4 separate regions of the Mus musculus genome follow, and all the other regions are linked to region 2. A link is a loop called in an ENCODE intact Hi-C map of the cell type or tissue named here. Cell type or tissue: left cerebral cortex. All regions are shown on one strand. Each heading gives the region's core, and the rest is flanking DNA. Links, peaks and the distances in the headings are about the cores only. Region 1 overlaps Fam189a1 (family with sequence similarity 189, member A1). Region 2 holds the start of Nsmce3 (NSE3 homolog, SMC5-SMC6 complex component). Region 3 holds the start of Fam189a1 (family with sequence similarity 189, member A1). Region 4 overlaps Fam189a1 (family with sequence similarity 189, member A1).

Region 1 (7,339 bases), core at 942-5,941, 93 kb before region 2:
GAAGGAAAGAAATATCCTTTTTGCTGTATTCTAGGTCACAGCTCCTTTCTTCATTCCCTGTCCGTAGGAGGCACAAGTATCTGTACTGGCTCTTACTCTAGTCCCTTCCACCCCTCCTCCCAAAGATGTTTCCTGTCTTCCTCCTTCTCAAACATCATGGGACTCAGGACACCGGACGGAAGACTGACCTGTGGGCCTCCGCTGTGGGTGTACAGGTGTACTCTGGAGGGTAGTAGGGCGGAGGCGGGAGGGGGGCGATAAACTCATCAAAGTCCAGAGTCTGGTGGAGAATGGTGCCGTGGGGAGTCACACAGGCAGCGTTGGCGGAGTGAGACCTATGTGGGAAGAACTGGAAAGCACAGAGAAGCAGCATTATCCCAGATCTCGTATGGCTGGTGGCCAATGGCGCTAAGTGCCCACACCTCACTGTTCAAGCTGCCAAGCCATGACCACTAAACACACACTTGACAGAGAGCAGCTCTGAGAGGGCCACCTTGGAAGTTGCCCTCTGGTCTGCTTCCCACATTGCTAGGCAGAATACCTTTGATTTTTTTTTTTTCTTGGTGAGGTTAAAAACTTCTTTAATACAGTTCTCACTGGGAAACCTCACTCCCGTGACTCTAATGCTTAAACAGTGCAGCTAAAGGACGCTTGCCATGCAGGCTTCAGAAGAAAAGCACTTCATGAGGAAAGGCTAGACTTTGAGCATGCTCACTCTGCAAGTTCCTATCATGTGCTGATCACTTGACACATGCCCCATACACAAGTCCTTCCAAGCCCTGCAAAGTACTTCAGGCCTGTATCTCGAGCCTGGCATGTCTGACACACTTCCCTGTAGCTCACTCTGGCCCCTTGGAACACTAGTGTCTAGGGATCCACACACTTTGTAGGACATTGCTCTAAAGGTGAAGAGTGTTAGCCATGAGCTCCAGAAAGTTCTGTGGGGCAATCAGGTACACGGGATGCCACTTAAAAGTATCAAGGGAAACATACTTTAATGAAATGAGTGCTGTCTGCCTGGATCGCTGTAATAGAAGTACTAATACTTGTTTCTCTTTCCACCCGTGGGTCATTCCTGCCAGAGATTGCATGTTCCACAGAAATACCCTGAGACACCGTTTCATCTATAGGTGTGAAATAAGCCACACTGCGTGGGCTCTGGGCCTTCCCATACATAGCATGTCAGTGAAGTAAGTGGAAAGAAACAAAGAGTCACTTGTACACAGTTAAGCTCAGGTTTGGTAGCAAATACACTCCTCCAATCAGTGTGGGAACAGGGGGTCTGCACTCACGAAGCAGATGATATCTAAATGGACCATCAGAGACTAGGGGGTAGCAAAGGCTGGGGCTACAGGAGAGCATCCAGGCTCAAAAACGGGTGACCAGTGAACGATGTGTTTCAAAAAGGCAAAACAATAAGGCTCTATTCAATTATAATTCTAGGGATATATAGGAGGCAGTGACGATGCTAGGGCTGTGTGGAAGGAAGAACCATGTGGGTGGCAGGGATAGGGTGGGCTGGTGCAGACACAGGGGCAGAGAGTTGGAGAATTTCTGTTCTAGCAGGGGTGAGTCCAGGGTTCAGAATATGATCTAATGCAGTGAAATCGGTGTGCTATGGGCTGATGGCTATATCTGAATGAGGGACGCATCCGATTGAAAACGGCCCCTACCAGCCTTCCCAACACATAGCACATTCCCTGCCCTTTCAGTTAGTCTGGCTCATTGCTGCTTCTTTAATTGTTGGAAATTAAAGGGGGAGGGGGTTGATGGCCGTGAGTGGGCTGGATGTGTGCTGTTATCCTCTGGCTGTGAAGCTGTTAAATCTCCTGCCTGCTCCACAATGGCTTCACAATGGCTCCGAAGTAAGGAGAGCACAAGTGTTCTTGAGGTCTAGTAAGGAAATATTTTAATTAGTCTCTACCAGACGTTAGAAGAGTCACTAAAAGTATACTCAAGCAAAACTAATGAGATGCAAAAACCACCCGACACACAGAGGCCTGACAAAGGTTAAAAAGACCAGGGCACCCATTCCGAGTGACTTTGCCTCTCTTGGGCTGTGCTGGCCCCATCTCTACAGAAGCTCCCAGAGCCCCAGCGCCAAGTGAAGCCTTTTCCTAGGCTTTTTGCCTTTTCTAAGAGGAAGCCCACCAGTCTCACAGGATAGTGTGTGTCCAGTCTCACACCGATAGTGTGTGTCCAGTGAAGACAGGGTCTGCCTTGCAGCTCAAGGTGAAGCCGGAGAGCTTTGTCTTCTGCTCTGAGATGCTGGTGCTGAAAGTCTCCATGACCACATCTCCCAGGCTCCCTGGCCAATGGCTTCATTTAGGCCCTACCCATAGTGGCTGCTAGAGAATTAAAACAGTCTTAGCTCTTCCCATCCCTATTGTCTCCCAGCTCTAAGTGGGTAGTTGGTCCCACGTAAACTCAGCACCTTTCTGTGATCCTTCACCTTCACAAACCTGGATAACCAACTGTCAGAAACATACCAGGTGGTTACTTCCTGTTGTGTTTCGGTGGCGGTCTGCATGAGAATGGCCCTCATGTTTTCACACAGGAGTTTGAACACAGTTGGTAGAACTGTTCGGGAAGGGTTAGGAGGTGTGCCCTTGCTGGGTTAAGAGTGTCAATGGGGGCAGACTTTGAGGTTCTTAAAGACTCCCTTCCTATTTCCACTTATCTGTCTGCCTCCTATCCTGTTTGTGCTTCGAGATGTGAGCTCTCATCTCCACTGATCCTGCCACCTTATCACTGTATCTTCATCCTACTGCCATGCACTGTGACCCTCTGGAACTGTAAGCCCCTCAAGATGCTTTCCTTTATAAGTTGCCTTTGTCATGGTGTTTTAATCCCAGCAACAGAAAATAATGACTACATAGACTGTCAGGCTGCCTTCGTTTTACTGCCCTATTCTTTCCTAATTGGAGCACAGCACACACTCAGCCAGCATTGGCTGAGTGGATGGATGGATACCTCTCTGCTATGGTAGTGTTCTTGCTCTTCTGCCCCCAAGAAGCAGCCAACAGGGCAGCTCAGAAAGCTAGCAAGCTGCCTAGTCTCTGCTTCTGGGATGCAGCCTCCATCTTGTGCAGGAGCTATTTTTAAAGCAGCCCAGATGAGCTCATGCTGTTGGGAACAAAAAAAAAATCTTTGATCATCAAGGTTCTTCGCACTGAATCCTACCCAGTTTCCAGCCTCCCTCCAGCCGGTGCCAAACACCCCCTGCTTTGAACAAGGTCTGTTCAGCCATCCTTCATACCACACGTTCTTTGTTTCCTCTTTCTAGCAACTTAGCTCCTTCTCACTTGCCAGGCCTCCTTCAGGCCCAGGCAGAACATCAGCGACTGGAAGGTTTGTCTGCCAGCCCACATCCTCCATACTCAGGCTCCCTGCTCTGGGGCCTCATGTCTACAACAACATGGGCAGGTATAAAGCGTGATTCTGCATCTCCTCAGGAGGGTAAGAAATGGGCTGTAAGACATCTCTTCTGTCTGTCCTGGCTGGTTCTGTCTTCCCTGGGCTATCTAAACCACACAGACACCAGTACACTTGTGGGTGGGAAGATGGCTGAGGTGTTCACAGATACACCCTGGGTTTGTCACTCATATAATAACAGTGTGCTCCTGAGACCCTAGGTCCTGTCTGTTAGGAGGGAGGGGACTTCTTCCGGGAACATAGGTCCCTGAAAGCAAGGGGCACCGAGAACTTCAGTTACTTGGCCCTGGGCAGCTTCCAAAGGCCTACAACACAAAGCTCCTAAATTTAGGCTCGGCCCACACAGCCTAGCTTCTATAGACTGGAGGAGACCATGAAGAGGTTAATGGACCTCAAACTATGAGTCAAATGCCTGGTCTACAGACACTGGCCAACCGCTGAGCACCACATGACTTTGGGCACTTTACTGACCTATCAGTCTCAGGCTCCCTTTGCTTGGAGCTACCAGGATTGTAATATGAAATGCCATCCTCTGTCACAGATTCACTCAGCAGCATCAAAAGGCTCAAACGGAAGCCTCTGTCATAGTCTCTAGCTCTGTCTGGTGTCTCCATGTCTGATCTGCTGCAGGGAACAAGGTGAAGAGCGGGGTTGGTCGGCAAAAGTCTGGATGTCTCCTGGTGGGATTTGCCTGGCGCCTGTTCAGCACTGCCTTCCAGCTCCCCCCACCCCCAGGAACAGAGGCTGTCCCCAGCTTTCCTTTGGCACTCTGGCTCTCTCTGGATAGCAAACTCCTGCGGGTGGGGTATGACCTTGAGAGTCCCACGCACCTTCTAGTTCCATGCTCACACTTATTAGGCCTATGCAAAGCGAACACCCACCTGCCCTTTCCTAGGGGGTTCTACTTAATGAACCCTGTGAGCAGAGGTGAGAACACAGAGCAATCCTATGAGATGACTGTGACAAACTAAGCTATGTAACAGCTGAGGATGCCTCTGAGGCGAAGGTGGCTCTGAGGGAAACGGGGGTGGGGGGAGGGGGACGAAATTACTTTTACAAACAAAACCAGAAACGACACTGGAGACACTTAGGAGGTAAAAAAAACAAACGCCATCTCTACTGAGCTATGTCAAAAAACGGAATTGTATCATCAGGCAGCTAATATTTCTGCACGTTAGAGTGTCTGGGCTTCAGTGGTTCTGACAACAGGAGTAACGCTTGCTGTCTCAGGCATTCATGATGTTAGTTCTAACTGCAGCTAATTATCCCCAACACGCATTTAAATTATAAGGAAGATGTGGGTACTTAGAATTCTAAAGTCCTAACGGTGCCGCTGAGCTCCGGGGTGTGGTAAAGACCTTGAGCTGCCTATACAAACTACAGAGCAAACTCCAGGAGCCCAGTGGCTCTGAAAATCAGCTAGGAAGGCCACAGAGCAAATAAAATGTGTCAGTCTGTGCCACACATTTGGGACTCAGCCCAGCACCTCCGTGGAGACAGTAGTTATGGAAGGCGTTTACACTCGGCAGCAGGAGCTGGGTGCGTGTATCCGAAGTACCCTACAGGTCTCTCTGAAAGCAGCCTTTAGAGAGAAAAAGCAGCCTTTGGTTATCAGAAGTGGGCACCAGGAGCCTGCAAAATGTTTACAGGGTCGGCTGCCCCATACTGTTCTTGTCATGAATTAGTACTTCTTAGAGGAGCTGTGGCTTTGGTATGGCACTTGTCAAACATGTCCATGACCTGGGGTCCAATCTCCAGTATCACACAGATACACAGATTCATATGTACATACAGACAGACATATACACACATACAGACATGCATAGAGGCACAAACATACACAGACACACAGACACACACCCTCCCTACATACATAGACACACCCACGCACAGACACATATACACAGACAAACATACACACATACACACATTGACACACTTAGACACACAGAGGCATGCATACTTAAATAATACTTCTCAATTTGAGAAGTAAAAACAACAGAAGGATGGATGATTGGCAAGTACCCACGAGACACAGCCGAGCTCACTGATGGAAATGCAGCCAGAACTGAGATGTCAAAACAAGGGACGATGACACTGAGATTGTGGTGAGCGGCTCGTGGCAGAACTGCCACACAGATTTAATACAACCTCAGTGTGATTATTTTTCAGGAATTGTCATACCGATTCTGAAATTCATAGAGGATACAGGGGGACAGAATTTTCACAACCATCTTGAGGAGAGATGAAGCTGGAGGACTCTCTTAAAAGCTCTTGTAACATGGTAACCAAGGCTCCATGGGATAGCCATAAAGGTAGACGGAAGACTGATGAACTAGAACCGAGGGCCCCCAGTAAAACCATACATCTGTGGTCAACTCACTACCACCCAGTGACACTAGTCAACTATTACTACTTGCATTTCAAGAAAAGGTGCTAGGAACCACACAAAACTGGCCCTCTGCCACACAGCGTATGTGACACTCAACTCAAGATATCCCTAAACATCAACTGAAGACTACAGAACTTTCAGAAGGAAATAATTTCATTTTCTAAGATTAGGTGACAGGGAGACAGGACACCAAAATAAAAGCAGGAACGGACACAAAAGACACACTGGGCCTTATTCAAACTAAAATGCTGTGGTTTGAGATGTGACCAAGTATAAAGATAACCAATGGGAGAGAGGGGAAAATATTTGCGCACATCTGAAGAGAGACGTGAATCCAGAGTGAACGAGGAACTCTACGACTCAGCAATAAGAGATGACTAAATGTTAAAAAAATGGGCACAATAAAGCCCATTTCTCTGCAGAAGATCTATAAGTAGCCATTAAACACACAGAAAGAGGATCAACATCATTAATCACGGGAAAAGTACAAATCTAAACTACCACGGGTAACACCTCACAACCACGAGGCTGGGGGAAGGGGGACTGGAGGGAAGATGGTTATTTATAAGCATCTTTATCGGCACTCAGATATAACGGATGAATAGAAGGGCTCGCTGCAAAGCTTTAGCATCTGTCTCTTCCATGGGCAGGTAAGGAAGGTCACTAACTTTTTTCTTTTTTTATGTACTGCTATATAATTTAGCTTCTTCCAATAACCATATAGTATTCCTTTAATTAAATAGCTGAATGAAATGCACTATGAAGCCTGAAAAGATTTCAAGGCATCCCCCTAAATATCATGGTTCCATCGAACAGGGTGCATTCACAACCCCCTTGGGCCAGCCCACTTCTTCCAGGATGCAGCCACCACAGCCAGCCTGGACCGACTGTGGCCCACCATGTGACCACCCTATTCTTAAAAAACTCATTTCCATATTGTGATAGTTTAATTATGCTTGGCCCAAGGAGTGGCACCATTAGGAGGTGTGGCCTTGTTGAAGTAGGTGTAGCCTTGTTGGAGGAAGTGTATCACTGTAGGGGTGGGCTTTGAGATCCCTCCTTTCTAGCCACGTGGAAGTCATTCTTATCCTGTTTGCCTTCGGAACAAGATGTAGAACTCTCAGATCCTCCAGCACCATGCCTGCCTGGATGCTGCCATGCTTCTGCTATTGTGATAATGGACTGAACCTCTTAGAACGGTAAGCCAGCCCCAATTAAATGTTGTCCTGTATAAGAGTTGCCTTGGTCATAGTGTCTCATCACAGCAATAGAAACCCTAACTAAGACACATATACTATATGATCCATCATCTCAGCAGTTCTGGCAGGAAAGAAAGGCTCAAATACTTAATGGCCTTTAACACTAAAGAACTAAAAGACCAGTAGGTGGAGATGTGACTACAGGTTTATAAGCTGGTCTCAAAGCTACCATGGCTATCACCCGCTCTTTCCTCTGACTCCCCCCCACATGGTTCTGGGCACATTATAGCTCAGTCTGACCTGTCCCATAGCA
Region 2 (7,339 bases), core at 1,499-6,498:
GGTACTAAGACTCACCTGTGGCTGGGGAGGTCATGAACCCTAGAGAAGAACCTACTCCTGCCACTTCCTTAAGCCACTGTAATTCCTAACTCCTCTTTCAACACTTATCCTTAAAGCCACAGACAAGCGCAGCCCTCCCCCGCATCAAAGCAGCTCCTTCCTGCAGTGGATGGAGACTATCACCAAAGTCTTCACCGGCTCAGAGAGCAGAGAACAGCTAACCACTGGGTGCTCAACACAACCACCACACCCAAGGCTCGGAAGTGGCATAGAAGACGGGGCAGGAAGGTTATAAGAACCAGAGAACCGGGATGTCTGCTGTGAGATTGTGTCCTTTACAGATGACAGAGAAGCTGAACCTACATAATCTTAACAGTATGACTACCTAAACAAGATCTAAAAAGTGACAATACCAGTTGATACACCAGTGCGGATGGGGGAATCTCTTAAGGCCTTGCCCCTAGATGAAGAACCACTGGCTATTAAACGATGGCTGAGAGGGAGAATTAGTCTTCTTCAGGGATGAGTCCCTACTTGATTGTCTATCCCAACTGGTCAGTCTAATGTTCTCAGCAGTTAGGATTTTGAAGGGGGGAGGGGCATAGGAAGAGTTGAAGTGGGGAGGGTGGGATCAAGGTGAATAGAGTACTTAGTAGGAAATTCTCAAAAATAAATACCTTCATAATTAAGATTAGAATTTTAAAGAGGTATTACAAAATACAGGGCTACAATACTGATAATTAAGACACATTAAAGTAAAATATGACAAAACCAAAAACCGCAGATGGTATTTGCAATTGGACTGATGCACAGAAGATACAAAGAGTTCTCACAAACCAACAAACAAAAACATCTGCTGTTTAAAATCTAATGGTCAAAATGGAGAGTAAAAGGCAGGCTGATGCTTAATGTCACCTCAGGAGAGCAGATGGCACAGTGAAGTATTAACGATGCACCCACATCCACCACAGGGCTGTAAAAGCTGAGTGTTCACATGGGTTGCAGAGCGTGGGGCGACTGGCAAAAACAGTAAGAACTGTCTAGGTGCTGGTGAGGGAGCAAATGGATGGGTTCAGGAGCCATTTGGCAAGTGTCACTGATAACTGTTGGCTTCTGGCTTGAACTCCTGAGGCACACACCTCCCTGATGGGAAGACATTAGGAAGTTGTACTCTCCCTTCATGAAAGGAAGTCAAAGCGAATTAATCAGATTATGCATACATTAACTTCAATGTATACATGTAACTTCAAAGATACAGTAACGTCAAAAATAGCTGGTTAAAAAAAACGCTGTGCTGTGATAAAGGACACAAGGCAACTTATGTAAGCCATGAACGCCCACAAAAGAAAAACATATTCTCCGTGAACGTGCACATACATGTAAAGTTATATAATGGCATGATATGCAGTTCTGGAACCTGTCAAGAAAGATAAGAGTTTATCTAGCCTCTAATGTAGCACAGCATCTCCAACAAAATAGCTTGACAGTAAACTGTGAAGCCCTCGGAAAACCGGGATACCATTACTGTACCTGACAGTTCTGAGACAATGGGCACAGAGGACAACTTAAGCAGCACAGCACAACCGAAAGCTGACTCAGGTCAGGAGCCCATGGGCAGAAGGTAACTCATACACTAACCTAAAAAGTAACCAAGAAGGGGGACTCAAGGATAAACTAGTCCTTGCCTAAAAATTTCCAGATCTCCTCGTGCTGTTTAGTCAACTTGACATAAACTGGGGTCATCTGGAAAGAAAGACCCTCAATTGAGAACATGCTTCCACCAGGTGGAACACTTTCTTGATCGATTTTTGATGTGGGAGGGCCCAGTTCACTGTAGATAATGCTATCCCTGGGGCAAGTGGTCCTGAGCTGTTTAAGCAGGCTGGGCAAGCCAGTTAGCAGTGTTCCTTCATAGCCTCTACTTTATTTCCAGCCTCCAGGATTCCTCAGTGATGGACTACAACTGAAATAAAACCCTTACCTTCCAAGCTGCCTGTGGTCATGGTATGTCACAGCTGGAGAAAGCATCCTAGGACACTACTGCAACACAAGCCAACAGTCAGTAGCCCCTCTCGTCCCTTCAGACCTCGTAGCTACCACAGACTCCTCTAGTTGGCCTCTAGTTCAGGGCTGATTAAAGTCACCTGTCCTCACTGCCACCCTGTTTGTTCTTCTGATGACGAACTTGCAACTCTTCTCAGAACAACAGTACTTACTGCCTGTGCCCAGTGTTTGGCCAGATACTATGAAGAACTCCAAGGAATCTGTGAACTTGTTTCCTGACTCACCTATAGCAACATAAAGTGCCCCTCATCTTGTGGTAGCCTTGTTCACACTGGTCTGTCCGCACCAGACATCACCCTGAGTTCTTCTAAAGAACTATTCTTCCACACCAGGGCTTTGCTCAGCTTTATCTCGTTTCCTATTTATTCACCTTAAGGGCACACTTGATTCTACAGATACACAAGCTAAATTCTTCTGGTGGAACAGGATCTGCACTTGGGCAGTGTGGTTCCCAATCAGGCCTGGTTAATCGATACGACACGACACTGTTTTATAAACCGGAGACCTAACGATTTTTACAACTTGCTCTAATACACATTCACACACTTCTGCAACACCATTGACTTAGCTTATCATGGAAAAAAAAAAAAAGTCTGGAATCATGACATTTCCTTTTTAGCCGCAATTTCTAACAGGGAAACAATAATAATAATAATGGTGAACTGACTCAAAAGTATAGTATTTGTTATACTAGAAAAGAATCTTAAGTAGAACCCATAGGACAACAGAATTATGATTATGAATATAAAAATGCTAGAAAACACATCACATAGATTTCGTGGGACCACAAGTGCTCACACCCAACAGAATATGTATATTTAAAGCTGTGTTGACAAGAAGCTAAAACAATTTTATTTTCAATTTTAAAAAGACTTTTATTTTTCCCCAGGAACTAGTCATTAAGATAATAGCTACCCTGTTTCTTTATCGTCTAGAACATCAAAGCAATTTACCAAAGTGTTCCTTCTTGAATATGTTTGGCATCATACAATTTCATTTAGGTTTAGAAAGTTAGAAAACTCTTTATAAACAAAAAGACAATTAAATGAAAATTTAAAGCTCCAAACCATAATAATAATAATAAAAAAATCAAACAAAAAACCCTGCAACACATCCTAACGCTCCAAGGCCTTTATGCGTAGCAGAATCAAGCTTCCTCCGACCCCCATTCCCCCTGTTCTTTTATACTGGATCTCCAGAGTCCCTCAGACCATAACTCAAAGAGTTCAAGAGGATGTGGCTGGGGCACTAGCAGTTGCAGGTCTAGCCCTACTCTCCTCATCTGCCAAAGCCTCGCAGTATTGTGTGGGCCAGTCTTTGGGGTCCTGGTTATGGACTTTGGCCACAAACTTAAGAACTTTCATCTTGCTGGTTTCCAGGTTGGTTCGCGGGCCCCACTGTAATTCATAGTCCACAGGATCGGTGTGGGGTATCCTCCGGTACTCCAAGTAGCGCTGCCGCACAAAGTCTTCGGTAATGAGTTTCTTTGGGTCGCCAAAAATTAAGTGTTTCTTAGTGGGGTACACTCCGAGCCGTCGCAGGAAGTCCCAGACCTCAGTCTCGGTGATGGTGTTGCCTTTCATGAAGATAAGCCCCAGGACTATCATAAGCAGGCCCGAGATGGGGGTACCCTGATCGCCCCTCATCTCCGCATCCGCCTCCACCGGCTCCAGCATGTTGATGAGGATGTAGCTGTGGCTCTTGGGCTCCAGCTCCACCAGCTTGTACCCGAACACGTATTGCAGGCGCTCGGCGGCCAGCTTCAGAAGGTTGGGGTACACGTCCCGGTAGTCGCCCACCACGTGCTTCAGGATGTCCGTCCGCTTGATCGGGATCTTCTTCTGGTCCTTGATCAGCAGGAACTGCACCAGCTCGGCCACCTTCAGCTCCAGCTGCTTCTGAGTGCGCGGCCCCACGGTCGGGGCCGACAGGGAAGCGCGGGAGCCCTGGGAGGAGCCGCCCGCGGCGCGGGACGTGCTGGGTCCTTCCTCGCCAGCGCCTCCCCAGTCCCGCTCCGGGTCAGCCTGCGTGCTGGGCCGACCGCGGCCCCTCGGCTTCTGCAACATGTCCCCGGTCGGCGGAGAGCAGGCCGCGATCGGGAGCAGCAACCGCCAGAAGACTCCGCCGAGCGAGCGCGCCCCAGAGGCTGGGAGAGAAGCTGCGGCGCGCGCGTGACGTCACGTCGCCGGCGCGCTGCGTCCGGGAGGCGGAGCGATACGACTGGGAGCCAGCCTGCGGGGGCGGGGACTCTTCATAGCTACTGCGCATGCGGAGGGCCTCGGCGCTGGCAGCAGCTCCTCCTGGGCTTTATCCCCAGTTTTAATGAGAATTGAATGGTGTTTATGAGCTCATATAAATAGAAAACAAGAACCAAAACTTCTCGGCAAGTGTGCGGTTGAGTTCTAGGGCACACCTGTTTAGACACGTCTAATAGTTTTTGGTTAGTTTTTAAGCTACAAAGTTTGTCTATGGAACACAAAGGATAAATGTGTGCGGGTGGGAAAATAAAGGGAGAGGAGGAAAAGATCTGGAAAGTCAAGAAAAAAAAAAAAAGAGTTACCGGGCAGTGGTGGCGCACGCCTTTACTCCCAGCACTTGGGAGGCAGCGGCAGGCAGGTCTCTGGGTTCGAGGCCAGCCTGGTCTACAGAGTGAGTTCCGGTGCAGCTAGGGCTACACAGAAAAAACCTGTTTCGAACCCCCCCCCCCCCCCAAATAAAAAAAAGTGTTGACTTGTGCACCAAATGCGGGACATGACAGACTAGGGGACCCTGTCCCGGTATCTGTCCTTGGCAGAGTTCATTCCCACCTGGCCAGTTAATTTCTGTACAATCCCTTGAGTCTGTAAGGGAAGTTATTCTTAAAAGCAAGACTTCTGCAATTTTCAGGTTCACATTCTCTTCATTGAATTTCAGTTAGATGACCATGAGAAACCACGTAAGCACTGCCAATAACGTGACTTAGTTTGGTAATGTGGACTGACCTTTTGGAAGACATGTTTGGGAAAACTGCCGCGGACCCACATCCACAATTTTAGCAGAAACATGTTAGAGGAATGCTAACCCCAGAGGCACTTGCTCTCTCCAGAGATTACCATTTAATTTAGGTTACCAATGATTGGGAGTAGCAATAATGTGAATTTCTTAATTCTCTCTCTTAATATATAAGCTTTAAAATCTCAATAAGAAAGAGAAGAGCTATCATCCTTTATAATTTGTGGTGTGTGTGGCTTGTAGATGGTTTAAATTGTGCAACTCTAATAGACAAAATGAGTCATTTCATTAACTCAAACCATCAGCAGTCTGTTGCTATTACTGCTGTGGATCTCAGCAAATGGGTTTCTTCTCCATTTACTGACAACGGAACTGAGTTTTCCTCTCTCTTTTTTAAAGCTACCAAGAAAATAGGTAAACTATTCAGAGAACGAACTCAAATTGATTTCCTCCTTAATGCAAATATATTCAGAGGAAAGCAATTCAGATCACATTATTTGAATAATAACACCAAAACATGGCCTTATTAAAATTTCATTAAATGTAAGCAGCATAAAATTTTTGTTTATAATTCAATATGAAAATGCACTCTGATAATGGGACCTGCAATGCTAATATAAAATCCCACCCCATGTTGTGATTCAAGTGTTCTGAAATCTAGTGAGCTTTGAGCAGTAACTTTCTATTCCATACAGGGTCTACGAAGACATCATCAAAGGTTGGTCGCAATGGCAGAGGCTGCAACAGTTTGAATGTGTCCTTTAAAGCTTGCATGTTGGAAATGTAATCCCCCCACTGAAGAGGGCTTTGTCCTCATGAGTGAATGAATGCCATGTTCTCTGTAATGAGTTAAGATTAAATCAATTTTGCCATTGTACTCTCTAAACCTCTCACGACACAGTGATGCTCCACAGATGTGGTACCTGGCCCCTAGTCCTCCCACCCTTCAGAGTCACGAGTGGAGGACAATTCTCCTATTTCCAGTTTACTCACTCTGTGCATTATTTTACAGCAACACAAAATGGACCGAGACCAACTAAATAAAACACAGCATCATGACACTCTTCCATTCATCTGCTTCAGTTTCCCTGCATACTGAATTCTGTATTTAAGTTCATCAAAGCCTCCTGCGATCTAAAAAATCTGCAAAAAGGTCCCTCCAGAAGGATCAGTTGTGCCTTGAGCCAAACAATTTCAGCAGCCAAGAGATAAGAGAGAAAAGGAAAATAAGATGAGAGCTGCTGTCAGCCATCAGGCTGCGTTTCAGTATTTTCTGTGTTAATTTCTTCACAGAGAACCATGCGACTCCAGAAGCTAGGCTAGCACCCAAGACTAGAAACCACAGCATCTTTTAGCAGCACCCCCCACACAGACAGCAGATGATCATGACTCAAAACACAGGAAGAAGGATACAGTTTTAAATCTCAAAACACCTTTCTCCATGCCATCCAGGATGCAGACGAGAAAACACAGGCACAGAATGATGTTATTAAAATGGAGGTTAGAAGTTGCAATGAGAAGGTCACCCAGACCCTGCATCCTACTTCCAACCGACAATGGAAACTATGAAGTCCTAACACGGAAGGTGGCAAAGGCAAGAGTCAATGCCTTTGCAAAGGTAACTGCAAACACTGCCTCTTCAGCCTCACACCAACCCTGTGGGGCCTGTTGGTCTATTACTTTCATTCATGGAGAAACAGATAGGTAGAACGTAGACAAGGTGACCCTGAAGAATATAACTTTGGCCTCAGGGAATCTAGACTACAATTCTGGAAAAGCTACCCACACTCCAAATTTCAGCTTCCAGACCAACAATCTGAAACCAAGGAATTCCGAATTCAAAGAATTAGCTGGGATTTGTTTGCTAAGGACCTAGCACAGGGGCTGGCAGGGTGCTTAGGTACTGTTAGTTTCTGTTTAGGGGTTGACTTTCTTAGGGTCCTGGTCGGGCTGCAGAATTAAATTCATGAGGCAGTTTTAAAATTTAGTTTGGTTTTTGCAGTCCTGGGGGTCAAATCTGGGGCCTCTCATACATTGGGCAAATGTGCTACTATTGTGCTATGCCCACAGCCCAGGAGACAGATTAATTAAATAAATGTATACACCTTTAGTCCAAGTGGAAGGAGACACAGTCCCTTTTTTAAAATAACAAAACCAAGTTTCAAAGAAGACTGCGGGGAAGTGGTGGTGCACACCTTTAATCCCAGCACTTGGGAGGCAGAGGCAGGCGGATTTCTGAGTTTGAGGCCAGCCTGGTCTACAGAGTGAGTTCCAGAACAGCCAG
Region 3 (7,339 bases), core at 1,406-6,405, 280 kb after region 2:
AGAAAGCGTCACCAGAAAGCTCCCAGCAGCAGAGAAATGGAATACAACACAATAAACTGCAGTTTGCACTATTATTACACACCCACTCAAAGAAGGGGTTCAAATTTGTCACCAGTTATGGGCAAGGGACACATCACATTTCAAAGGGAGCGACAGAGTAAAATGTGGGTGGTAGACTCCCATTTTTCTATTCTAGAAAGAAAAGGAAGCATTTCACGTGTAAGCATTCTGATATACTTGTGACTGTGAAGTTTGTAGAGGGATATTAAACACCACTGGTGATGTCAGCTACCGATCGACAGAGCACTGATGGAGAAGAGAATCCATGTTTGTACATTTCCTGGGTTTTAGTTATGGCAACAGTTACATACTGCTTTAGGAATATTTTTAGAATTCTAGCAGCATCGCTCTTAAAGGGAACACAAAGACTGAGCTGCTTTGCCAGCAGCGGCTGTGCAGGTGACTTCAGTGTCCTGGCACTGGCAAGATTAGTCGCCTCAACTCAAAGGCAACGTGTCAAGACCCCACCCAGCTCAGTGCTCTTGTATAGTCAGTCACTGCAGAAATGTGCCAGAGGTTCATGCGTAGGGAGGCGACCCATCTCCTAACATGCCAGACAGTATAGCCTAGGACAGGGAACTCTACAAGGTGCTCCTCAGAATCAAAGCGCCATGTAGATTTTGCTCATCACTGACCTCTGGCCACAGCTTCTTCACCTCACCAGCCTCCAGCTTTGCCAAGCTCCCCTCCTACAGTTTAGAGCTAGAATGTCCCCTAAAGACCCATGTGGTAAAGACTTAGTTCCACATGGCATTTCTAGAAGGAGGTGGAGCCTAAGGGGGAGTCTTGAGTGACCTACAAGGGAACAGTGGGGCTCAGCCTCTTCCTCTTCCTTTCTCCTTTTGGCTATCTGGTTCAAAGTAAGCAGCATATACACTCCTACCACAATGTACTGCCCTGCCACAGGTCTGCCTGAGGCCAGGGACTGAAACCTCCACGTGGCAATTCTGTGAGTATACACAGACACACATATATACATATACACACCTATACACAGAGACACATACACACACATTCACACACATACAAACACATACACATATACAGATGGATATAAAAGTATACACACATATATACACAGACACATGTATATATATATATATATATATATATATATATACATATATATATATACACACACACACATATATATATACACATATATATATACAGACACACATATATACACACATTCACACATATACACATAGACAGACACAAACATGTACATACACATAGATATACATACACAAACACACATATATATACACATACATACATACACCTATATTCCCACATTCTTACACATATACACAGAGACAGACACGTATAAATACACCTACACATATAGTCACACAGACACACACAAGCACATACAGTACACACATGCACACATCTTACACACATATACACATGCACATAGACACACATATATGCACAGGCATTCATACACACACATACAAACATACATATACATACATACATATACATGAATACCCACATATATAAACATCTTACACAAATACACATATACACACAGAGAGACAGGCACACACACACACAGAACTTTTTAAGTTTTCTTAATGTCCCCAGCGTAATGTGTCTTCAAATTTCTTGACCCTTCACCTTTCAGGCATGGTTAGGGTTTTCCTAAGGAACAGAGGGTGTGGCTGCCTTGCCAAGGCAATTTCTTCACCAGCAGGCTCTCGTCCACCCTCTGCCACATGGACAGTTAAGCATCATCTTCAGTTAGGCACCTGGTGTTTCTAAAGTGAGAGCAGCTAAGTTCAAAGCCACATCCTGGCTCAGTGACCTTGGGGAAGTTACTGATTTCATCTTTATTCTTCTCAGATCACTCACCACAAGTTGCCAGGACTGCTTGAGGAGCAGCCCCTGAAAGAGGCTGGTGTGGCATTCCCCTGGCTAAGACAAGTGAGATGCCTGATGGAAACTCAGGGAGGGAATCAATTGGCCAAGGCCGAGTACCGGGAGGTACAGTCCACTAGGCTGCCAGTGAGCGGGCTATCGTCCATATAAAAGGGACTATCAGGTCCAGTACATAGTAAGTGCTCAATAAAGAAAAGAATTGTTTTTCTTCATATTACTTTTTCCTAAATACAAGAACTGTTGATATAACAATTCTTCACCAGGTCTAAACCACAAATGATCAAGAAGTTTGAGGCAGCAATTAAGTACCCAGTATCCTTTCAGAGGGTTCATATAGCAGAGTCCAGCACTAAGCCTAGTGTGAGTTTCCATAAAAACCTACCATCTTGGTCACCTATCTTAAAGACCTTTCAAGGTAGTTAGAGCAAATATATCCATTACCTTGGGAGACTGATCTCAAGAACCTCCAACAGCGGAGGTTCAAATCCCTTCTATGTCTTACAATTTGCATATAACCCACACACGGTTTCTTGTATGCCTGAAAATCATCTCTAGGCTGCCTAGAATAACTAATGCAATATAAATACCATGCAAATGGTTGCTATATTCTATCATTTGGGTATGAACTGACCAGGAAAATGTTGTGCATGTGTCTGTACAGATACAGGGCTTTCTGGATACTTTAGGTGTCTGGTTGATTGGATCCTTGGCTACAGAAGCCGCCGATGCTAAGGGCAGGCTGTATACGGAAGGCAAAGAGCCCGTGTTACTCACTCACGATCACATCAACATGCGAACCTGTCCCAACTGGAACTAAGCATTCTTTCTGCGGGGCAGAGACAACGTGTGAAAATTGCTATACGCTGTATTGAAAGGATTTAAAGGCTGGAGATGTAACTCAGTCTAGCACATGCCTAGTATGTATGGAGAGATTCCATCCCCAGCATAGAAAAAAATAAATTTCAAAACACTTGTAGCTGATTCAATTCTGAAGGTTAAAAAGAAGCCTGTGGGAAGACAGAGGGAGGGACAGAGGGAAGGAGGGAAAATGTGTAAGCATTTTATGCTGGGTTCATGCTATTCTCCAGAGCCCAGAGAAATGGAAGCCCACAGCCTAACGCCAGGACAGGACTCAGAACTGTGGGAAACTAGAATTAATCACCTATAGATGTTGAAGACAACAGCATTTGACATACAAGCCGAATTACTGTTTTTCATATGTAACTTAACTCCTGAAACAAAATGTAGGGGATGTGTATTTTGTATGTGTTTTTCTACTGTCTCTAATTAATGTTTTACTTTTGAGGCTATATATATGTATGTATGTATGTATATATATATATATATATATATGAAGAAAAGATATATTTCCATATATATATAAAATCTCTCTCTCTCTCTCTCTCTCTCTCTCTCTCTCTCTCTCTCTCTCTCTCTCTGTGTGTGTGTGTGTGTGTGTGTGTGTGTGTGTGTGTGTGTGTGTGTGTATAAAATCAGTTCTCTTAGAACACCCTAGGGAATCCAGCTAAGGCTCAGAGGAGGTGGGGGAGGCTCCGGAAAGAGCCAGGAATCCTTGCTAATTCACCAGCCTGCCACCTGTAGGCTGGTTCCAGCAGGCTGAAACTCAGTACCCACTAGACAGACATGAAAACAACGCATATTAAGTAATGCTAAAAACCGAGCAACAGATGTGTGGAGACTATATATAGGGGCGGGTTTGGACCACGGCTCCCTGGAGGCTGCCTCCCACCTCCTCTCATCGATCTGAACACTGGGAGCTGTGACCACACGTTCTGCCTTCCTATTCTGCTCTCCCAGATGAGTCCCCACCCCTGTCTGAAATAAGCTTTGAAAATTAATACCCCCATTTGGATGAACAGCCACACCTGTATCGATCCTTGTTTCCAGGGTAGTTTGGCTAAGATCTCATTTTAAACCAGACAAGGAACTTGCCAGAACAAAGGCCATTCCAAACTAAATAAATAAATAAAAGCCATGCAGGACTGGACTTTTTTTTTTTTTTTTTAATTACAAAAGTTAAGAACAAACGACGAGCATTGATTGCCAAGGCTTGTTTTGGGTCTTCGTAAGCGGAATTTAAACGCAGAAGGTTCACTGTAATGTATTTGTGCACCACTGACCAAATGTAGTTACAGATGTCAAGAGTTCTCGAAACAAGTGCCCATCGTTATAAATACCCGTGCCACATTTATCCCTATTCCCATATGTCCATGCTTTATTAATACAGAATATAAGCAACTTTCACCAAAACAATACAAAATACCAAAAAAAAAAAAAAAAGAAAGAAAGAAAGAAAGAAAGAAAGAAAGAAAGAAAAGAAAAGAAAAGAAAAGAAAAGAAAAGAAAATCATCTCGAACCAATGGCTTCTTTAATAAATGTTTGCTGGAGGAAACATTTGAGGGTCAAGAACCCGAAAATCAATCTGGATTTTAAATAGCACGCTCCTGACTCCGGATCTCCAGCAGGTCCAGCCAGACCGTCCTGGGCTTAAGGGGAAACAAGATGTCCCTGCGTCCGGGAGGTGCCAGAGCGGGGACCAGTCGGTCCTCTCCAGACTGACCCACAGCCCTGCGCGCCCCCGGCGAGAACCGCAGCGAAGGGAGCCGTGCACAGCGGGTACTGCACCGGGCTCGGGCGCCCCCGTGCCGCCTTGGTCACAGTCGCCCGCTGCCCGGGTCGGTCATCGGCGGCGAGTGGGGATCCGGGCAGTTGTCCCAGGCAGGCACCAGCCACCGACTGCTACCCACCAGGTGGCGAAGGGAGGGCGCCTGGCTGTTTTCCCCTCAGAAAAGTAACTCCGGGCGCAACGCTTTGGAGCGGCAGCGCGACGCGCGGCGGTCCCCGGAGTTCCCCGGCCCGGACTTGGAAACTGCTAGCCGAGCCGCAGCTGCCAGACCCGGGCGTCCGCTCCCCCACTCGGCGCCGGCCGCGTCCCCCGCCACTGCAGCTCCGGGTCCCAGCCCGCGCCGCCGCCGCAGACACTCACCGAGAAGCCGGCCCAGAAAGGGCAGGAGTGGCGCACGCGGGCGGAGGTGGTGAGAGCCAGCGCCGCGAAGCTCACGGCCACGATGAGGCATCCGAGCGCCATCTGCGTGGCCCCGAGAGCCAGCACGATGCGGGAACGGCCCGGGCACTCGCGCAGGCGGGACAGGCTGCGGGGCAGCGCGTGCGGACGCGGTGTGCGGGGGCCGCCGGCCGGAGGCATCTCGTCCCGCAAGCTCTCTCCGCGCTGCGCTCCTCTCACCGAGGCGCCGGGGCAAGTTGCGCTGGCTGCGGGGACCGCCTCCCCGCGGGCAGCAGCAGAGGCTGCGGCGCGCGGCCGACGCGAGCGGCTCGGGCCGGGCGGAGAGCCGGGCGCCCGCAGCCCGCACCGGTGCCCGCGCCCATGCCACCGCCGCTGCGCAGGGCCCGCCGGCCGCGCTGCGCCCTCTCCCGCTCGCCCGCCCGTCCGCGCGCTCCCCTGGCCGAGCGCGGGCGCGAGCCGCCGTGCCGGGCGCGAGCCGCCGCGGGCTTCGGGAGCGAGCCTAGCCGCTGTGCGCCGGGGCCCGGGAGGGAACCGAAGCCGAAGGGGGGGACAAGGCAGGGAGCAGGAGAGGTCGCGGGTGTGTCCTCCGCGTTGGTGCCTCCTCCTGGGCCGAGTCGGATACTGGGGAGAGGACGGACGGAGCCTGGACACCGGCAAGGACAGAGGACTCCGAGAGGACCCTTTGGCCAAGGCGTGGGAGCGGGGTTGTGGGACCTGAGGCTCTGAAAGGGCTTGGATGTCGATTTCCTGCGCTGAGCCCCAGGCGTGGCGACCTCCAGTTAATAAGCCTAGCCGCCTTCGTGCAGAATCACCCTAGAAGCCACCTAGGACACCCCTGGGGCAAGCAGCTGCCTTCTATCCACTTCTCCTTTGCGGGGCGTTTTATAAAACAAGTCCCAAGTTTAGCCTTTAAAACAGTATACAAGAGCAAATGTAAATGGAGGTTGTATTAAACAGCCTATACTCCCTCTTGCCCCCAGATTTAATGATTGGCTTCCTTGAAATTGCAAGGAAACCTGGAAATTCGGTTGTCCCAATGCCTTTTGTGGTCCTGTTGATGGGACAACTTTAAGCCTATCAGTGTTGAATGGAGTCTGCAGGGTCGGAAGTATGAAGGACTGGCCGAAAAGGAAAGTTGCAAAAGATGAAATTCAAAGGTCATTCTTCCATGACCTCTTGGCAGGACTTATGGAGTCCTCCATCCCTGTCTGCCTCCTCCCCCTCAACCCCCGCCCCATTGGATTGGAAATACCGAACAGTGTCCTCCCGAAAATATCTCAATTGCTGGTGCTTGAAATTTCAGCGTTAGAGATATTGATTCCTTTGGGGCTTGACGAGCCCCTATTAAAATGCAAATTCCCCTTGAAGGGGCAATAGCTCAGCCTTTATCAGCCAACACCTTACCAGGGATGGGATTTATTTTCCAATTTAACTGGATGGCCAAGGGATGAAGAGAGAGAGGGTGGGAATCCCAGGATAAAGTGGATGACCTCCAAATATTGGCCCGTGGCCAACTGCTGTCGTCTCTCCCAGTTCTTTATAAAATGAAATAAGCCTCTGGCCAGGTGTTTAGAGCGCCCTAGTACAAATTCCAATTTCCTGGAGGTATTTTCTATCTAGAAGTTCTCAGGAAGCATTTTTGTCAGTGCTTGAAACAATATCAAAGCGTGATACTCGACTGCCCTCACCTCCCTCGCCCATTCAGGCATTCTTCTGAAAACCGGCTCAGACTAGGGGGTCTAAGCAGAAGCCACCCATTTAAGGCTCTTAGAGGTAAGTACCTCAGCAAACAAAAACCAGACAGAAGCCTTGCCTCTAAGACATCAAAAGAGAGATAATCGGCATTACAAATGAGCAAATTACTTAGCTTATCCACATTGTATACTAGTCAAAATTATGTTTAAAAGTCCACTGTTTGGCAGGGAGAAGGTCTGAGACAAGTAAAAGCAGGCAGGCCCCCCGGGGGGGGGGGCGCTTTTTGGTCTCCGGGGGACTTTGTCAGCACACAGATAATTGCTCCAAAGTCAGTTGCATCTGGGTTCAGTGGGATAGAAAATACTGCTACACCTGCCGCCCCGGCGATTGGAAAGGAGCTTTCTGACCACACTGTAATCCAGAAGATATTGCTATCAGCATGGCAAGAGAGGGTGACAGGGAAGGGTGGGAGTGGTTCCAGAGGCGAACAAGAATTCTATTTGGAACTAGGTTCCATGATACATTCTGTCAAAGAAACTGGCTGCAATCTGCCATGTCTCAAGACCTTGAATAATGTTGAGCTGAAAAATATGGAACTAGTTTGTTTGGAAGACGAAGGTTTAAGACAGTAAAGCATTCAGACCAGTTGT
Region 4 (7,339 bases), core at 1,086-6,085, 200 kb after region 2:
GGGAAATGAAGGGGACATGACCAAACCACAAGCTGAAGGTGACCAAGGGGACACAACACAAGCTTGCATTCATCGAGTTCCAAAGTCCGGAAGGTGCTGGACAGCCCAGCCATCTTTATAAGCCTCACTGCTTTATAGGCAATTAAGTTTTACTAAGATTCAAATCCCATGTCTTATTTATTCTCTAATGATGTGTTTCTCCTTTTTAAAACTACTCATTTGCACGTTTCCTAACTGACTTTTCTACTCATTCATTTTCTGTTACTGATTTGTTAGACATTTTGTTAAGGCTTGAATATGGTTCCTATCTCGGGCAAGCTCTCCTCAGAGCATCCTACTGGCACCTAATTTTAGTGAAATACGTTAATATGCTTTAATGACTGGCTGGAGCCAGCTCTATTTTACATTATAAGTATCTCCCTGATAGCACCTTTCCCAAGCCCTCCTTAGATGTGATGGTATCTTTTTAGAGAAAACCCCTCAATTCATTATCATTTTTGAAAACACTGGAGTGGCTAGATGTTCCGTGTGTGTAACCACTTCTCCCTCCATCGCCCATCCTTTCAGCGTGGTGCGTTTTCTTTCTGCGTCTGCTTTGTGGGGAGGGAGATTTATTAAGGCAGGATCTTAATCACATTTGTCTTTTCTGCTCTTATTTTCTGTTCCCTGTCTCATCTCCACTTCCCTCAGTGCCATCCTCATATATTCCCTCAATTGGAATATTATTTTTTTTCTAGTTTGTTTACAGTGATAGGTGTTCATCTTATTTTTTTAATTGTTTCCTTTGGTTGATTATGGTGGTTTGAAAAGGTACGGCTCTCATAGACTCATGGTTTGAACCCCACAGACTTGAATGCTTGACCTTTAGGGGGTGGCACTCTTAGGAGGTGTGGCCTTATTAAAGGAAATGTGTCACTGTGAGAGCCGGCTTTGACATCCTCTATGTTCAAGAATGCCCAGTGTACTACACAGTTCCTCTTTACTGCCTGCAGATCAAGATGTAGAACTCTTTGCTCCTCCAGCACCTTGTCTGCCTGCACAGTGCCATGCTTCCCACCATGATGATAATGGACTGAATCTCTGAACCTGTAAGGCAGCCCCAATGAAATATTGTCATTTATAAGAGTTGTCTTGGTCATGGTGCCTCTTCACAGCAGTAAAACCCTAAGACATTGAATGCTTGTATGTTTATGTGTTTTGTGTTTGTGTGTGTGTGTGTGTGTGTGTGTGTGTGTGTGTGTGAGATATATGTATATGAGTACAGGCATGTAAATGTCATGGCATGTGTATGAAGGTCAGAGGACAGCTTTTGATTCTCTTCTTCCACTATGGGACCAGAGACCGAACTCAGGTCAGCAGGCTTACACAGCCTGACTGAGCCACGTCAACAGCCCCCAAATTGTTTTTTTTCTTGATTAGCCATAAAAGGACTAAACCTGTAGATACACCTTTATGGATACATAAGTATCTTTGTATACATATGCATACATGTATGCATGTTTGCCATAGGGTGGTGATGTCATTTCTTGAAGAGCCTAACATGGGTTTCACCTATGGTTTAAGAGTTACTTTGACCAGGTGTCTACTTGATTGTTGGGCTAACTAACCAAACAACTCATTGTCCAACTCACCCCCTACTGACTGAAGTTTTATAAAATGGTGATCATAGACAAACAATTTCAACATTTTTAAATAAGCTGATGTTTTCCTTGAGTCCTAGATTGCCATGGGTGTTTAAATGACTCATCAATACTTGAATCGCATGGTATGTCTGTGTTGCCAGAATTGACTATTAGTATGTAACTACTAGATTATCCTTTGAACCTTACATCATTGAACATCATTCATGCAATTATTCACTTTGTTTGGGGTTTTCAAAAAGTGCACAACTTTCAGACAGCTGTGGTCTTGTAGGTTTCTTACTACTGTTTTTAGTAGTTTTTATTGTCCATATTTGTAGTGAGTCCATTTTCTCTTCATTGCAAAATGCACCTTTGTTAGCATAAAATACCCTGACGTGTTTGTTTCAGTGCCTCCTCTCTAGGTATTAATGCCGGTCCGTTCATCCTTATAAATCTTTGCTCATTATTTTTAACCTTCCTTAACCCCTTTGTTTTACCCATGTTGCTTTGTTAAAGGTCGGGGATAAATTTTATTTGCGCTAACCTAATGCAATAGAGGAGTTGATGCTGTTAGTGCAGGGACATCAGCTTCACCTTTCTGCCTTCCTTGTGTGAGTGTGTGTTTGATGCACAGTCCTGCAGCTAGCCCCCTGGGTTATCTCTTACTGTGTCCACGTGTCTTGATTGCTGTTTCTTGCGTACCTTGCTCCTCCTTAGCAATCTGAGGTCTGCGCTCCACCAGTACAATTCACTGGAGTTCCTCTATCCTGCCTATGTCAGAGCTACAAAGATGGACAGAAAAGGAGAACTAAAATTCTCCAGTGAGTGACAACTGGGGAAGGAGAAAAAGGTGCCAGAGCCCTAAGTTAGAAGCAATGGGTGATGCCAGCAGTTATGAGAAGGGACAGAAGTTCTGCAAGCTCCACAAGGGCCATTGATATCTCACTAAGACTCTCAGTTTCAGCCAAAACACCTTGCATGTCTCTTTACTGCAGGCGGTTTAAATCCCTTTACTGTAGGCAGACTGCTCTCTGTCCACAGTTTCCAGGAGAGCTCGTTCCTTGGGTAAAACTGCACATCTCCCATGTATGTCAGGCAGAAGAGGTAGCGCAGCCACCCACACAGATGTGTATGCTCACCAGAGGTTGTGAACGAGAATGCATCTGACCGTGTCGAGCCAGAGAGAACGTCCTGCAACCTACCCAGATGTCCATCAACAGTGGATCTAACAAATGACCCTGCCTCGTCCACCCAGCATTGAGCACAAACCAACCGCAGCTATACAACAAAGTAGGTTTTCAGAAGACCCCATTGAGTGGAAGAAATCAGACACTACAGAATACCATTTGTATGATTCCCTGGTGACAGATTCAAAACCAGCCACAATGAATACATGCTGCTAAAAACAAGAACTGGGATTCCTGGGGGGTGGGGGGGAGGCTATGACTGGGGAGTCATGAAAAAGCTCCTGGAAAACAGGTAACATCCTGCCTTCTGATCGGTGGGGGCTGGTTCTCCTTGTAAAAACATATTAAGCTGTGTTCTCAAATATTTGTTCAGCTCTCTACATATCTGTTAGACTTCAACACAAAGTTAAAAAAATAAAATAAAATAAAAAAACGGCTAAGGGCTAGGGAGAGGATCTGTTGCTAGGAGACAAAGATCCCAAGATTTAGGCTTTTGTTGTTAGCCTGTGGAGCTGGAGATGAAGGCAGTGAGCTCTGAGGAGATTTTTTTTTCTGGGAATGTTCCTACCAGGTCTTGCTAGCTTATGGATTCTTATCACCTTGCATCCACCAGTCCACAGTCCCCTAGTCCACGGCATATGCTGCCTCTCCAAAAGAGCTCTTCTGCAGGCCACGGACACCATCAGGGCTTAGGAGAATCTGCACACCAGGGTCCACACTGGAGAAATTGATTGCAGCGCCCCCTGGTGGAGTAGGCAAGTACACCTGCAGCATCCCTGCGCATCCCCAAGGTGCAGGAAGGGAAGAAGTGGATGAGGACCACACAGACAACTAACTGTTCGACTTTTGAACACCATGATGGCATCTCTCTAGGCTACACCATTCAAGAGAAATATAGTACACGCATTGGCTGGAGTTCTAACTTCCTAATAATCACAAATAAATTATGCTAAAAATTAATTTCTATTCTTCCTCCTCCAACATAGAAATCGTATGATTTCAACAAGTAAATAGCCTTAAAGATCATTTACTCATTGTACATATTTTTAGCATAGCCAGTCTTTGATATCTACTAGGGGTTTGAAAGGTATGGCCCATCTCAATCACCTCTGACATCTCAAGACCCAACCAGCTAAGCATGCAGCTTCTCCCTCATCTCCACACCCCAACATGGCTTAGATTTCTCTGGAATTGTATCCCCATTGAGAACCAGGATGTTCTACAGTCCTCGCTGCAGGGGTCTAGTCAATATGAGGCACTGAACACATGCTACGAATTCTGCCAAGCAGAGGCCACTCTTCCTGCTGAGCTGGCATGGGAGAGGAGGGGCCCTGAGATGAGGGGGCGGGGCCTGAGACGAGAGGGGAGGGGCCCTGAGATGAGAGGGGAGGGGCCCCGAGAGTGTTGCAGCTGGGTTGGAGCAGTGAGGGCAGACAAGAAGGGGGTGGGGGCGGGGGAGAAACCTGGTCTCATGGACACTGCAGGAGTTTCTGCATCAAGACATACTAACCCTACGTTTAGATTTTCCGCTTTTTTATTAAACAGCTTCGGATTACACTGGTGTGACTTTAGATTAAAACAGAACTAAACAGTAAACTTTGTTATTCAGATCGTCTGCACTTTGTTTTCTCTGGTGATTTTAAAGTTTCATATTATGGTTGTATTATTCATAGTGGTTCTAGTTATTAGCATAATTCCGATAGCACGTCTGAATATATCTAAAGCTAAAAGTATCGTACCTCTTCAGAGGCCAAGATTTCACTTTCAGGTTCATCCAAAGAAAATAACCAGATAAGTATTCAAACGTGTACAGAAAAAAATGTTCATGACAATATGAAGAGAAAACACAAACATGTACCAGGAGAGAACTAGGAAGCCAGAGGATGGCTCAGAGGTGACAGCGCTTGCTGCACAGGCTTGGGGACTGGAGTTCAGATCTCCAGCACCCACTTAAACGTTTGGTGGGTGTGGCTTCCTGCCTGCAATCCTGGTATTTGGGAGGTAAAAATATGGCTTCACCAGAGCGAGCTGGCTAGGAAGATTAGCAAGAGAGCCTGCCCCAAAATAGAATGTGGAGGAACATACTCTATACCATAGACCTCCACATGCACGGGCGTATGGCTACACACACACACACACACACACACACACACACACACACACATGCCAATACACATGCACATGCTCATGCACACTCATGCACACACACATGCACACACATATAGACACACCTGGGACACACTATAGGAGTTCCTATACTATAGATCTTAAATGTCCTTGCATGTTAAAGTCTGAGTCCCTAGCTTGGAGCTTACTGGGATGCAATGGCACCTTTAGTAGATACTGGCACCCCATCCTCTTCTCTTTCTTCTCTTCCTGGCCATGAGGTGAACAAATAGCTCTGCCAGGCACACCCTGTCATGAATCACGACAGCCCCAAAGCAACAGGATTGATCTGCAAGGAGCTAGAAGCCCATAAACTGTGAACCAGAGAATCCTCCTTTCCTTGAAAGCCCTGAGCTCGGAGCTCCTAGAGACATGGAAATCGTCTAGAGTTGTCAGCCCATTCACCAGCAAGGGGAGGGGTATGTGCAGGAAGCAGAGCCTCACTCATGCCATGGGGTGCCACGGGGTGCCACGGGGTGCCATTTGTGAGATAAAGCATGGAATACCAAATCTCTCTGACTTTCCAGACACTGGGCAGAACTCAGAAAGGCCACAACCACAGTGTGAAGGTGGCAGGTGAGAAATCCGAGAGTCAAGGAACCCCTAGAGAGAGCAGAAAAGGGGGTCCCCGAGGGTCTGCTGGGAAAGCATCAAACACAGAAAGACCCTGGAGAAGCCAAGGAGCTATGTGAGTGAGTGGGGTCCTCAGCCACAGCCAAGCACAATGGCCAAGGAGCCAAGTGCGTCTGGTGCAGACCCAAGAGGCTGTCACAGTCCCATTCCTCAGCTCTGACTAGGTCGGAGAGCCCCAACGCCCCCACCACCTGATGCCACTGGGGAGGGAGGCCCGCAAGGTATGGAGGGAGCCAGAGAGGCCAAGAGACTTGATGGGATGGAAAGGAATTTTCCAAACTCAAGTATGGATACAAAAGCCAAGGGGATCAGATCTTCTAGATGGGACCCGAAGCCTTGAACTTCTAATCCCTCCCCTGCCACACACACACCCCGTAGATGCAGAGAACTCAAATATATGGGCTACACACTGACAGAGAAAGAGCCCAAGAAACTAGCTTGAATTAACAGAATTAAAGCATCCTCCCTCACATCCCCCCTCCAGAGCAGATCAGCAATATAAAAATGAAAAACCAAAGAAGCAGAATGTTCCCTCCACATCTGCGCTCAGTGTGAATAAACTCAGGAACTCCGTAATACCTACTTATGTAATCTAATGAAAATTCTGAAGGAAACATTTATAAGGCATAAAGATGGAAAATATTAAATTATATGCTTCACATAGCCTGCTTAAGTACACTCTGGGGGTTGAAGCAAGGATACGGCCATAAATAAGAGAGTGGTCCCTTCATCTTCCTTTATAAATCATGGAATGGAGCCCTAGACAACACCTTCCCTGATAAGAGCACTCTCAGATCTGATGAATAAGCAGATACTGCCTTCTACCCCACACACTGCTGAAGAGTATAGTTTTTAAAATGTATTTAATTAAAGAAACAAAATGTACAGAGTTCCTACACATACACAGGCATACACACATACACATACACAGAGAAACACACACAGAAGCACACACACACACACACACACACAAATGCTCATATACACACACATGCACAGGCACACACACACATATACATGCACATGCATAGGCACATACACACACACACATATACACGTACATGCACAGGCACATACACACACAGGCATATATATACACACACAGGCACACGCATACACGTATGCACACACACACACACACACACACACACACATATACACTCACATGCACAAGCACACACACAAATACTTGGCTCACCCTTCTCAGCTCACCCCCACCAGAGAGGAACATTTGTGGCTCAGTTAAATACAGTACTTGCACAAAATAAAGTCCAGAGTCCAGATTCCAGTTCTTACATTAAGAGGAGGAGGAGGAAGAGGGGGAGGGAGAATAGGAAGAGGAGGAGGAGGCAGAGGCAGAAGAGGAGAAAAAAAAAACAAGCATGGCAGCATGCATCTGATGGAGAAATGGCAGCATGTATCTGGTGGAGGAAGAGGATCCCCAGGGGTTGAGAGAGCTGGCCCAGCAATTCAGAGCACATGCTGCTCCTGCAGAGGACTCAGGTTTGGTTCCCAGCACCCACGTCGGTTGGCACACAGCTGCCTGTATCTCCACCATCACTGCATCTAACATCCTCTTCCTGCCTCCCCAGGCACCTGCTTTCATGGGCACACACCCACACACCCACATCATTTAAAATAATAAAAATCAACCTAAGAAAAGAGAAGCTCCCTCAAAACTAAGGTGAAGAGGAAGGAAAATTCCCAGCGTTGATCCCTGACCTCCATTTG

The links. A loop is a pair of places that touch in the nucleus more often than their neighbours do. Peaks named below come from ENCODE experiments on the same cell type or tissue, not always from the same donor. Only the 100,000 strongest peaks of a DNase experiment are listed, where the experiment ranks them.
Region 1: a loop joins it to region 2, with 4 times the contacts of the local background. A loop is called at or near these places in 2 of 42 quality-filtered maps.
Region 3: it touches region 2 in a loop (2.1-fold over the local background); 2 of 42 quality-filtered maps call a loop at or near these places.
Region 4: a loop joins it to region 2, with 2.0 times the contacts of the local background. A loop is called at or near these places in 2 of 42 quality-filtered maps.

Annotation. Positions count from the first base shown.
Region 1 is chr7:64,776,525-64,783,863 of GRCm38, forward strand. It overlaps Fam189a1 (family with sequence similarity 189, member A1), which reads right to left. Exons shown (of 10, transcript NM_183087.4): 6 at 189-349. Among named protein-coding and RNA genes, the nearest start is that of Nsmce3, 93 kb to the right of the region's middle. In left cerebral cortex, for the core only: no CTCF peak of the experiment used is centred there; DNase peaks (open chromatin) are centred at 3,184, 3,889, 4,224, 4,915 and 1 more place; H3K27ac peaks cover 3,450 bases.
Region 2 is chr7:64,868,789-64,876,127 of GRCm38, forward strand. All of the region lies in intron 2 of Fam189a1 (family with sequence similarity 189, member A1), which reads right to left. Nsmce3 (NSE3 homolog, SMC5-SMC6 complex component) reads right to left here and starts at 4,252. Exons shown (of 1, transcript NM_023239.5): 1 at 2,894-4,252. The coding sequence starts at 4,130. The coding sequence ends at 3,291. In left cerebral cortex, for the core only: a CTCF peak has its summit at 4,211; DNase peaks (open chromatin) are centred at 4,271 and 6,385; H3K4me3 peaks cover 3,189 bases; H3K27ac peaks cover 2,184 bases.
Region 3 is chr7:65,151,150-65,158,488 of GRCm38, forward strand. It overlaps Fam189a1 (family with sequence similarity 189, member A1), which reads right to left and starts at 5,379. Exons shown (of 10, transcript NM_183087.4): 1 at 4,956-5,379. The coding sequence starts at 5,174. In left cerebral cortex, for the core only: CTCF peaks have their summits at 3,564 and 4,606; DNase peaks (open chromatin) are centred at 2,874, 3,609, 4,624, 4,947 and 1 more place; H3K4me3 peaks cover 2,557 bases; H3K27ac peaks cover 1,874 bases.
Region 4 is chr7:65,070,228-65,077,566 of GRCm38, forward strand. The region is part of intron 1 of Fam189a1 (family with sequence similarity 189, member A1); the gene reads right to left. Among named protein-coding and RNA genes, the nearest start is that of Gm32963, 27 kb to the left of the region's middle. In left cerebral cortex, for the core only: a CTCF peak has its summit at 3,563 (motif pointing left); a DNase peak (open chromatin) is centred at 3,524; H3K27ac peaks cover 420 bases.